2 separate regions of the Mus musculus genome follow, and region 2 is linked to region 1. Evidence: chromatin contacts called from ENCODE POLR2A ChIA-PET data. All regions are on one chromosome and are shown on one strand. Each heading gives the region's core, a stretch centred on a gene start or an enhancer-like site at or near the end of the contact. The rest is flanking DNA. Distances are from core to core; before and after follow the strand shown. Region 1 overlaps Jag1 (jagged 1). Region 2 holds the start of Jag1 (jagged 1).

The links. ChIA-PET counts read pairs that join two places held with the same protein, here RNA polymerase II (POLR2A).
Region 2: POLR2A ChIA-PET joins it to region 1 with 36 read pairs in Patski. The contact joins the promoter of Jag1 here to the enhancer-like site in region 1. POLR2A ChIA-PET finds 5 or more read pairs at or near these places in 3 of 5 experiments (Patski and embryonic stem cell).

Annotation. Positions count from the first base shown.
Region 1 is chr2:137,078,318-137,084,021 of GRCm38, reverse strand. Jag1 (jagged 1) reads left to right here. Exons shown (of 26, transcript NM_013822.5): 26 at 541-2,571. The coding sequence ends at 998. It also overlaps a transcript of Slx4ip not described here. Among named protein-coding and RNA genes, the nearest start is that of Jag1, 35 kb to the left of the region's middle. Within about 2 kb of position 3,346, at least 1 of the 3 ENCODE cell types and tissues checked has a DNase peak (open chromatin) inside an H3K27ac peak, as active enhancers do.
Region 2 is chr2:137,113,833-137,120,269 of GRCm38, reverse strand. It overlaps Jag1 (jagged 1), which reads left to right and starts at 3,750. Exons shown (of 26, transcript NM_013822.5): 1 at 3,750-4,093; 2 at 4,561-4,866. The coding sequence starts at 4,013.

The DNA of each region.
Region 1 (5,704 bases), core at 2,097-4,596:
GATCCAGTGCAAAGCCCTGGGGCACAGCAGTGCCTGCTCTGAGCTGTTGATGCTCTACAGAGCCAGTTTTAGGGTTCTAGCACAGCTGACCCTGAACACTAAACAGCATCACTGACGCTTGATGGTGACTCAGGGTATTCAAACTGACCCTTTGATGATTCAGAGCCTCGCTGTTTAGGCTGAGCTGAAATCAGGACTTCTATTTTGGGGGAATTGGAGTTGTCTGTGCTTGCACTGGGTTTCTGATGATTCTGAACTCAGTCCTAATCCTGAGCCACCGAAGTCCTCTGGAACTGGAAATAACCCAATGTGGAGTTGGAAGAAAGACATAGGAGTGCTATTCTATCCACCTGGTGCACTGAACACAGGTGTCCTAAAGACCAGCTTCTGGCAATAGTGAACCTATCTGTGAAGTTTCAAAGAGGTTCTTGTCCCCACAGTGCCCCTCTTAGGGACCGAATACAGGAAGACCACTGTTGGCATTCTGTTCCTATGGCAATAGCTCTTCTTGAGTTAACTGGTCCTTGGCTTGTCTTCCAGATTTCCTGGTTCCTCTGCTGAGCTCTGTCTTAACAGTGGCTTGGGTCTGTTGCTTGGTGACAGCCTTCTACTGGTGTGTAAGGAAGCGGCGGAAGCCCAGCAGCCACACTCACTCCGCCCCCGAGGACAACACCACCAACAATGTGCGGGAGCAGCTGAACCAAATCAAAAACCCCATCGAGAAACACGGAGCCAACACGGTCCCCATTAAGGATTACGAGAACAAAAACTCGAAAATGTCAAAAATCAGGACACACAACTCGGAAGTGGAGGAGGATGACATGGATAAACACCAGCAGAAAGTCCGCTTTGCCAAACAGCCAGTGTATACGCTGGTAGACAGAGAGGAGAAGGCCCCCAGCGGCACGCCGACAAAACACCCGAACTGGACAAATAAACAGGACAACAGAGACTTGGAAAGTGCCCAGAGCTTGAACCGGATGGAATACATCGTATAGCAGACAGTGGGCTGCCGCCATAGGTAGAGTTTGAGGGCACCGCGGGGCTTGTAGTTTCTTTAAACTGTTGTCCTATTCCAGTCTGAGGCTGTTGTTGACTTAGAATCCTGTGTTAATTTAAGTTTCGACAAGCTGGCTTCCACTGGCACTGGTAGTTTCTGTGGTTGGCTGGGAAATTGAGTGCAGCGCTCTCACAGCTATGCAAAAACTAGTGAATGTGCCCTGGTGTCCATTCCCCTGCCGCAGACACATCGGGCTCCCAGGAGCTGCCCAGCCCTAGGCCTGGAGCTTCCACATCTGCCAGCGGTCCTAATGGTGATGGCAGCCTTAGGATCATAGTTTTATTTATATTTATTGACTCTTGAGTTGTTTTTGTATATTGGTTTTATGATGACGTTCGAGTAGTTCTGTATTTGAAAGTGCCTTTGCAGCTCAGAACCACAGCAACTATCACAAATGACTTTATTATTTATTTTTTTTTATTGTATTTTTGTTGTTGGGGGAGGGGGGATTTGATGTCAGCAGTTGCTGGTAAAATGAAGAATTTAAAGAGGAAAAATGTGTCAAAGTAGAATTTTTGTATAGTTATGTAAATAATTCTTTTTTTATTAATCACTGTGTATATTTGATTTATTAACTTAATAATCAAGAGCCTTAAAACATCATTCCTTTTTATTTATATGTATGTGTTTAGAATTGAAGGTTTTTGATAGTGTTGTAAGCATATGACTCTTTTTTTTGTGAACTTTTCTCATAACGTGTTGCCTGTAAGCCAAAATTAAGGTGTTTGGAAATAGTTTCTCTTGAAAGGATGGGATAGGCTTTTTCCCCTGGGAATACTGATGGAATTTTTTTTTTTTTTTTTTTTTTTGTACGACGTCAGGTGTTGAAACACTTCCTTGATAGCATCACTTTAAGTTTAAGACACATTTTAAGGACTGACTGAGGCAGATTAAGAATTGCTCTAGAACAGGTTTCTTTCTTTCTTTTTTTTTTTTTTTTCCTCTTTCTTTCCTGCTTTAGACTTGAAAAGAGACAGGCAGGCGATCTGCTACAGAGCAGTCAGTTTTAAGGGAACAGACTGAGCTATATGACTTATGTAGCCAGAAAGTGACTGGTTGAATCTCATTACAAATATCAAATTAATTGTGTGAAGTTGGAAGCATCCCAATCTTACTTTGTAAATTCTGATTTATTTTCACCATTCGTTATGTAATGCTGAACCACTTGTAGACTTGATTTCGTTGTTGTTGTCTACTGCATTTAGGGAGTATTCTCATAAGCTAGTTGAATACTTGAACCGTAAAATGTCCAGTTAGATCACTGTTTAGATTTGCCGTAGAGTACACTGCCTGCCTTAAGTGAGGAAATCAAAGTGCTATTACCAAGCTCAAGATCAAAAAAAAGGCTTATAAAACAGAGTGATCCAGGTTCACCACCGGGACTGGGGAGATACTTGGTGTTTGTTCTATTAGTGTTATATGAACAGAAAATACATCTTTGATGTGTTGTTCCTGGCAATAAATTTTGAAAAGTAATATTTATTAAATTTTTTGTATGAAAACATGGAACAGTGTGGAGTCTTGTGAGCTTATGGAATCCTTGCTGGTTTTTCCATCCTGTGGTTGTTTGGCACTGCTCATTCTGCTCCATGTAGCATCTGAAAGGGGTGGGGGTGTGGGTGGGGGTGGGGTTGAAGCAAACAGCAAAATTTCTGAGTTCTCAAAAAACCCGTGAGGCTGCTGTGTAGGTGCGAGCTGTGGTGGGGGAGCCCCCGATTCTCTTGTCATTTGACAAGTGTGAATACTGCTGACATAGTGCTACTGGATTGCAGTGTGGAGATGAATGGTTTCGGAGCACTCACAGGGAATGCCCATTGCACAAACAGTGGTTTAAACAGCTTGGATTTGGCATTGAGCTGAAGGAGTGAGACTTGGCGCCTTCTCACTTTTTGGATTGGATTAATAGTGATTCCTTGCTGTCATTATACGCCACACCCTATGGCTTTATGTGTACGCTTATCCCCAGAGGGTCTCTTTGCCACAACGTGGGTAGTCTGATGTTAGGGTCCACCTAGTCACCACCTTGGCCCAGGGAATGAGTGTTGGGCTGCCTTACCACGCAGACCTTAGGAGCTGGGTATCCGACTTTCCAAGGGGGGCGGGGCGTGTTACAAGATCAAACTGCCTTCAATATCTGTAAATAGCAAAAGCCATAGCTCCCTGTGGCTCCAGGGGCCTTGCCCGTTCCCACACTGGGAGGTGCAGGAAGCTGGCCTCTGGTTCCTCTTCGGCAAGGGATGAGTTGTGGTGAAAGCCATGTGGACACGTTCCAGCAGCCGTGTAGAGTCATCAGGAGTTCCCTGTTTCTGGTTAGGAAGTCAAAGGTTACCTTTCTCAGAATGCTCTTTAGCAACCTAGCATCCAGGCCTGCCCACTAGCCCCTGGACTTAATGGTCTAACAAACTTGGTCACTCAAAGGTGAAGAGATATGCCCTCCTCCTGTACCCATCCCCCACAGGGAAGTTTTCTCTAACAGTCTAGGGGTTATTCTCAGTTAGGTAGCTCATTTCAGGATGGATGAAGAGTTTTAAATGTCCCAAATATCTCTGCATAGACAGACTATCAAGGGATTCAATGTCTCTTAACATCCCTAAGCTATATCCAACAGTGCTTTGTTTGGGTGCCTCACGAGGTACTTCAGAAGGAAGCAGCTAGTGATGAGTTTAGATTCCCACGACATCTTACCTTGGTGTAGCAATACCTTGTCATTAATCTCTGTCAGCAGACAGCTGGTTTCTGCAAGGTGGGGTTGAAGAGGGAGAAGCAGGGACCCTATAAGCCAGGAGACATTCTCGTTAGACAGCACCAGATTCCAATAGCATTCTGAAGTAATACCTTGTTCTGGTGGTTTGTAAACTTGGATTCTGCAGGACGCTAGAATTCCTTGGGTAGCTGCCAAGTAGTTTTGTGCCAAGGGGGGGGGGTGGGGAGGGGAGTTAATGAGCTTCTGCAGGCCTTCATTCCAGGAGGGAAGTGATCTTGAGATTCACGGATGTTGTCTTGACGAGTCTTTGGTCCCCGACATGGAGTCCTGGGAGGGCATAGGTCAGACTCCTGTGGGCACGGCTCAAAGCCAGGATCTTAATTGTGGAGAAAGAAGGAAGCCCGGGTATGCTGGGGTCAGGGGGTAGAAGAGAGGACTCTGGGAGATGTTCTAGCCCTTCTTAAAGAAGCTTTGGCAGAGAAAAGTTCCAGTCCCGAATCTCACTAGCTAAAATCCTAACGTTAGGGTATGTCATGAAATTCTGGAAAAGCATTACCCTGAAGGTGGTGGCGATTATTCTCATTGTCCCAAGTTTTTAGACAACTGGGGGCTGGGTTGGGGTAGGAGGCAGTAGGATATTTAACCTAACTAAATGCAAGTGGGATTGTCATGATAAGAAAGGCCTCCTGCTCTTTTGAATGCAGAACCCCAAGCCCAGCTCAAGACCCCATAGGATCAGAACTCACCAAAACTGGACTTTAGAATCTACATTTGTCAACAAGCTTTCTCCTCTGCTCCTTTCCCCCTTTGCTTACACACAGTAAAATTTGAGAACAAAAGTATACGCTCTTCATTAATTACAATGTTTTTCCTCCTTGTTAAATGGAATTAGATAGCCTGGAAGCGGGCTTGTTGCTAAATTACCACCTGACATCATTTTTAAGTAAAATGATTACACTGCCCCTTAAGCAAGCCATGGTCTGTATGATTCATCTTTATTAGCTGATCTGAGGGGTCAATGAGTCAAAGTTAACTTATTTAGCAACATTTCTTTGGTAGAAAGGAGCCAAAGAAAGAAGAGGGTGGGGGTCCCCACCTTCCTAAATAGTTCCTGCCTGCTTGTCTGCAAGTGAACAAGTAAGCAGCTAAACACCAGCTGCTTTTAAAGAAAAAGAAAAACAAACAAACAAACAAACTGTCCTGGAATGCCCATAGGAGTTTGAACTTAGGCTGAACGAAGCCCCACCATTTCCGTTTGGACTGTGGGCCGCTTTCTTGGCTCTCCTGGGAATGAGAAACAGGAGTTCAGAGGTTCCCGGCTGGGAGACATAAGTACTTGGGTTATGGGAAGCCTTCTCCTGCTAATGTGTATTTATACTTTGTGAGCTCTGATTCATCCAAGCATTGGAACACAGATCTGCTTCCTGAGGTTCAGTTTTTAAATAGATAGTTTGCAAAAACAACAATTATTTTTCTTAACCTTTTTTTCCTACCCCACAAGCAGCTAAACATCCTGGCTCAGACTATGTCAGCCTCTAACAATGCCAAAAAACAGCTCGGCTACCTAAGGTAGAAGGTGGCCCCTGAGGCAGGCCTTTTGAGGTTCTTGCCCCAGAAGCCTTAAAAACAAAGTTTAGAAGTCATTAGGACAATCCTGTTGCATCACCAGGACTGCATGCAGTGTTTCTGGGTGTACTAAAAAAGAATGAATTTTCCTTGGTGAGCAACTGCTTTCTGGGGGTTCTGAGAATGGCAAGTGAGGTTGTGGGCAGGTGCTTGTAGAGTAGAGGCTGTGTGGTTGCCTGGCAGGCAGGGGACCTAACACCTGCATGGCATCCTCTGAGACCATGTCAAAAGGGTGTGGCTCCCTTCCCTTGGACCTATGTTCTACCTGCACTACTTGCTCTTGCATGCCAGGCACAACCTCTCTGGCAGAGAGT
Region 2 (6,437 bases), core at 2,501-5,000, 36 kb before region 1:
GTGTTTCACCTCCTCTCTCTATCTACATCACCTCCAATCCTTGAACACATACACTGTGCTCTATTCTGCTGAAGTCAACTACCAGTTTCTGCCATGTTCTTAGAACTTTGGATAATATAAGGCATATCAATAACCATTTTCCCACTGTCTTATGATTAATATTTCAAACACAGAAATTTAGAGGAATATTAAATGAACAAGTCTATTTGGATTCATGGATCTCCTTCTCCCATCTCCTCTCTGTTTGTTATAGACCACATTGGCTTTGAACTTAGAGTGACCCTCCGGCCTCCCAAGTGCTAGCTAGGCTTTAATACCTTACTACTTTCTTTAGGCAGTTTATCTAACCATCCAGCCATTCTCCACATTTTATGCATTTGAAGTTTCATTGTAGGTCCATATCATTTCAAACATCCCGAAGTGTTCTTTTTACTGATAAAAGCAACCACTGTGTGCCTTCAAAAAAAAAAAAAAAAAAAAAAACATAATGAATGGCACTGGTTTCAAATGTGCTTGGTACTGAAAGTTGATAATCCACACACCTGTGTCATCCATCCCCCAATTAAGACACAGATAGCTGATTTATGCCCAGAAAAGGACCAAGCACATCAAACCTCCAAGCACACACCACCCTAACCATACGTGCACGCAAGACTGGCGTTTCCTGTCCTCATCCACCTTTGTATATAGGAGCTCTAAAGGAGCTCATACGCGCTGAACTCTTGGTACCCGACTTATTTTCCTCACGTGGCGTTCTTTAGATCAGTCACACTACGGCATACAACAGTACTTTTCAATAAATATTGATTAGCTGATTCTTCTCAGTGTTGATAAATAATTTTGGTTGATTAGAAGCTTTAAAATACAATTATAACATAAATGCCTCTTATTAAGTCCCATGGGAAGTCAGGGCTGTTTGTTGATGAATGAATGAAGGTTGGGTATGTTTTGTAGAAAGGGAATTGAGGCATCATATTTTTAAAATCAGAGAAGATATCCAAACACCTGCAACAGGTTGCTATCTGGCTCGGAGCAACCTGGGGTGGAAGCAATGGTGATGGCTAAGTGTTGTTTTCCATGGGAATGTTTCCTTAACTATACACTTATAGTTGGAAAGCAAAGCTCAAAGGGAGGCTATGGCTTGGCAAGGGGAAATGTCCATTTTTGAATTCTTTGAGCAGTAGTTCCCCATTCTCCAGGTTTCAGGGGTGATCAAGGAAGTTGAGGACAGAAGTTCCACCCAGTGCCTGTTGCAGTATAAAAAAGCTTCTTGGGGGAGTCCCAGCTCACTGGAAGAGCACCAAATGAAAACATTTTTAAAGAATCCCCTATAGCCCACAACTGCCTTCCTCAAATGTGGGTTCCCAGGCACAGAAAAGACTAGAGGCTCTGTGTTATTTGCTGTGCCTTTGGTGTTTCTTAGTGATTTGACATTCCCAGTATGCCATTAGGTGCTTTTTACTCCTCAAAACTTTCCTTTTAGTGAAGTGAGCTAAACTCACTGTTAGATAGGTACTGATCTCAGCTTTCACGAAGCCCAGATTGTTAGCAGCAGAGCAACTATAAATCTCAGGTAGTCTTCCAATGTAACTCAGGTGGCTGGCTCAAACCTTCTGAACTAAAAACTCTGGCTCCATAGCCGCCTTCTAGGGGTTAGTGTGGGACATGGGGCATGCATCATTGGATACAGCTTTACATTTTAAAACAGCTTTAGACCTTGGGACCTCAAGAAATATAGACTCTAAGACCACTGCAGTCTTTGTGGGCTATGTGGCTTTTCCACACCACCAATCCTTTGCTATAAAAGCGTTATTGAGCACCCTAACTTGGCGACTAGAGATGCAGGTAAGAAGTCCAATCAGAAGTGAGGACTGTTATATTTCTGGAAACTTTAGTGGGAAAAAAACAAAAACAAAAACAAAAACCTGTGTTGAATTAATGTTGAAAACGGGATGCTTTGCATTCGTGATCATTGGGTGGAGGAGGACTGGGCACACTGGAAAATGCCCAGGTGGCTGCTGTGTAGGCCAGGTGCTTCTGTGACCAGTTGCAAACTCATTCTGATTTGGGATATGCCCTTCCCAATTATGGATTAAGTTACTCGGGAATGGTTAGAATGAGATGCATTGCCATTAAGAAATCACCTATCTCAGGTGGTTAAAATGCCCAAGTTACGGAACCATCTTTGTTAGCCTGGAACTCAGCTTTCTCAACCCCATCAAGTGGTATGGGGCACTATCTATGCTGGGCCACTCTTTAAACGTAGATAACCACAAATAACCTGTGTTGTTATGTTGTCGTGTTCAGCATGTTGGAAACTGTTTTTCCCTTTACCCATCATGCCCTGATGTCTAGAAGGGTTGAGGCGCTAAAGCAATCTCGGAAAAATCAGAGCTTTTCTTCAGGACAGGCTCAACGCAAGTTAAGAAACCCTTTTCGTCCTTTAATGGAAATCTGTTTTCCTAAAGAGCTCCGTTTAAACCCGCCTGGAGTGGAGCTGGCAGAGACTTCAGCCAGCCTTTGGGTTCCCTTTGACCTTGATTATGACCAGGAGTGTCGCTGCTAATTGCGAGGCCTGCCTCAAGGTGGAAAATGGCATCGGTTTCCACCACCACCCAGGAGAAGCCAAGTTCTGTGGACCACGACAGCGGTTAGGTTCTTTTCAGGCCGCGTCTCGCCACCCAGAGAGCAGCGCGGAGGCCGCCTACAGGTGCAGTCCCGCCACTGCGCCCGGGCTGGAGGCTGGCGGAGCCCTCGGCGTCTCAGAAAGCCCTTCCCGAAGTCCGGGCTGAGCCCCCGGGTGCCCGCCGGCCACTCCCCCTGCTTCCCCCACGCCTCTGCCCCGGCGCGGTCTGGAAAGGACGCTGGGAGCCCCTCCGAGGCTCCACGGACATGGATTTGGGAAGGGATGGCGCGCGGCCGAGGCTTTCCCTCGAGTTTGCGGCAAGTCTGACTCCGGGAAAGTTTTTCAAAGTTCCCAGCAGAGTCTGCCCAGGTCGCCTCTGCGGGGCGAGGAGACGGCGGCGAGCGCGCCAGTCTCGCCGCCGCCAGCACAGGGCTCTGGGCTCGCTTGCTGGGAGCGGCCCGGGTTCCCGGCGGGCAGGCCCTCCTCCCCGGGGCAAAAGCCGCAGCTGACGCAGGCGGCTCCGAAGGCGGAAGCCGCCCGCCCCAACTGCTCCGGCCGTACCGCGGCGCCTACACCTGGGGCTTGCAAGGGAGCCCAGGCCGTGCACCGAGGGGGCGGTCCAGCGGAGGCGCTCTGGGCTTCTCAGAGCCATGGGCTCCTCCACGGTCCTTCCAGGTTCCTTTCTCCTGGCCCGGGCTCCCCGGGACACTGATCTGCGTGTGGGGGCCCCTCGGGCGGCCATGCCACCCGGTCCGTCCCGCAACTTCCAACCCCTTCTCAATTTCTCCCCTCCCCAACAACCCGGAGGAAAGGGGCGTGCCCAATAGATGGCACGCCCCTTATGAATATTAACAATCGCGCATGCGCCTTGTTCCGCGTGTTGAGAAGAGGTGGCCAGCCGGAGTCCCGGCTCCCAGACCGGCGCTCCGGGTCCCTTCGAGAGCCAGGCGGGCACGCGTCATTGTGTTACCTGCAGCCGGCCGGCGAGCTAGGCTCAGGTTTTTTTTTTTTTTTTCCTCCCCTCCCTCCCCGCGTTTCATGCAGCTGATCTGAAAGGGAATAAAAGGCTGCGCATAATCATAATAATAAAAGAAGGGGAGCGCGAGAGAAGGAAAGAAAGCCGAGAGGTGGAAGAGGGGGGAGCGCCTCAAAGAAGCGATCAGAATAATAAAAGGAGGCCGGGCTCTTTGCCTTCTGGAACGCGCGGCTCTTGAAAGGGCTTTTGAAAAGTAGTGTTGTTTTCCAGTCGTGCATGCTCCAATCCACGGAGTATATTAGAGCCGGGACGCGGCGGCCGCGGGGGCAGCGACGACGGCAGCCTCGGCGGGAGCACCAGCGCTAGCAGCGGCGGCGGCGTCCGGAGTGCCCGTGGCGCGCGGCGCAGCGATGCGGTCCCCACGGACGCGCGGCCGGCCCGGGCGCCCCCTGAGTCTTCTGCTCGCCCTGCTCTGTGCCCTGCGAGCCAAGGTAGGAGTCTCTCTCCCGCTCTTGCTCCCCGCGGTCCTCTCCCTTCCCTCGTGGCGTTCTGGACGGGAGCGGCTGTGGCTCCCAGTGCAAGTTCCGGAGCCCTTGAGTACAAGGCTCCCTGACCCTGACTTTTCACCCGAGAGGCAGCACCCGGTGAGGGAACGCTGGTTCCCCAGAGGGGAGCCCCTGGCCTCGAAAGATAAACTCCTCCAGGCTGGGCAAAATGCGATCATTACGTTCTCACGGTCCTTCGGGGCACTTGTCTTAGTTTTCCCGCACTTGTGTTTTTTATGCCCCCAAACCAGGTTGAGCCCTAAACCTAGTTTTTGCAAAATTATTTTCACTTGCCACCGAGGATCTTTGGCAGCCTGGGGTGTGTGTATTGGGGGTGGGGGGTGTCAAGGAGTCTCCACCTCCACCTTCAGAGAAAACTTTCTCATGCGTTGACCTTCCTTCCTCGCTGGCAGGTGTGCGGGGCCTCGGGTCAGTTTGAGCTGGAGATCCTGTCCATGCAGAACGTGAATGGAGAGCTACAGAATGGGAACTGTTGTGGTGGAGTCCGGAACCCTGGCGACCGCAAGTGCACCCGCGACGAGTGTGATACGTACTTCAAAGTGTGCCTCAAGGAGTATCAGTCCCGCGTCACTGCCGGGGGACCCTGCAGCTTCGGCTCAGGGTCTACGCCTGTCATCGGGGGTAACACCTTCAATCTCAAGGCCAGCCGTGGCAACGACCGTAATCGCATCGTACTGCCTTTCAGTTTCGCCTGGCCGGTGAGTGAGCGACACACCGACAGAGTCGAACGCGGGGCCGAGCCCTATATTGCCTTGAGAAGGATTTAATGCCACTTGAAACTTGGCACTAAGTTGAGAGGCTTTGGGGGTGGCAAGTTTGAGAGTCCAGACTACAGCTGGACCTGGACAAGATGAGACGGGCGGGTCTTCCATTCTGGGTGGTGTCTGCTTAGCGCAGCGAAATGGGGTCTCTGAAGAGCATTGCTGGGGGAAAGTACGCAAGGATGCTAATTTTATGCTTGCTACTTCCAGTTCCCACCCTCGACCAGGCGGTCATTATAGATGATTTCTTTGCTTAACTAATTAAAACTCGTAGTGCCCTGGAAGGCGACTGCGCATAGTCTGCCCTGCATACGCTGTCCAAGTTGGCACCCTCCCCTTTCCCGTGAGCCGCCCCGAGGGCGGGTGTGTCCTTCCTGCAGGGTGTGGGGGAGCAGGCTTCCCGCGGCTCTAGTGGGGAGATTTTAGTGTGTTGGAGGGGTGCTCTCCCAGCCTGAAGTGGCGGCTGCAGGAGGGGGGTTGTCTCCGGCTGGCGTCCAAGCTTTAGTCTGGGAACCTCCGCCCCCTGCCGGCCCCTTCCTCCCGCCCCCGCTCGGTGCAGCCCAGGCTGCCTTACTCCCAGCGGTTCCCCAGTTCTGGAACAGCTGTGTTTGCAAACTTCCCCGGGAAGGGCGGGCGCACTCTCTCGTCCGGAGGGCACCCGGCCTCCGCAAGCCCTTCCCGCGCCCTAGTAAGGCTTAGAAGAGGCAGCCCGCTATAAGTCGTGTTTGCGGGTGCAACTGCGTGCGCCCTCATCTCCCCCTTTTCCCTCGGAGCTGCTTGAGGCCGGCGTACCGCTGGCAGACTGCGGCAGAACCCTTGCAACATCCCAAAATGGGTGGAAGGAAGATGGGTGCGATTGCAGAAGGGGAGGAAAGGGAAATGGTGGGGGGTGTGCCCGTTGTCCAGGAGGCGTGACTCGCTGCCAGGACTGGTGCTCCGCCAAGCTTGAGCTCCGAGGGTGGGTGGTAAGAGGGGGAGATCTGTGCCCCAGAGGATTGCTTTCCGCCACGTGCTCGGATGGGGTGCGCTCTGCTGCCTCCTACCCGCGGCTTTGGGCTGTGATTTGAAACTCTGAAGAGGGGCGGGAGAGAAGCCTGTCTGGCTGTCTGTGTGTGAAGCTGAGCTGGCTCTTAATGTCTGCGTTTACAGGAGTTGGCCTTTGCTGTGGGTGCGATAAGACAGTTATCGAAAACATGCTATTAAAAAGGGTCTTATTTTGGCAGGGGACTGCCGCTGTAGGTGAAATCTCTTCAGATCTGAAGGCTGTGTCCGCTGTGGGATTTCACTTTTACAAAGAATGTTTGTCTTGTTTGTTAATCCCCTATTAGGGAGAACTTTAAGCTAAAGAGGTTGGCCACCTCTAAATCTGGCTGGGTCCATTCGAGCTTAGGGTGAGTACTGGCTGCCCTTGAGCTGTGTTTGGAGTTTCGGGAGGAAGGGGCCTGCAGGTGGTTCCACCCTCCCTAGGATCAGTCCGAGCCCCTCGCTTTTCACAAGACCATAAAAGG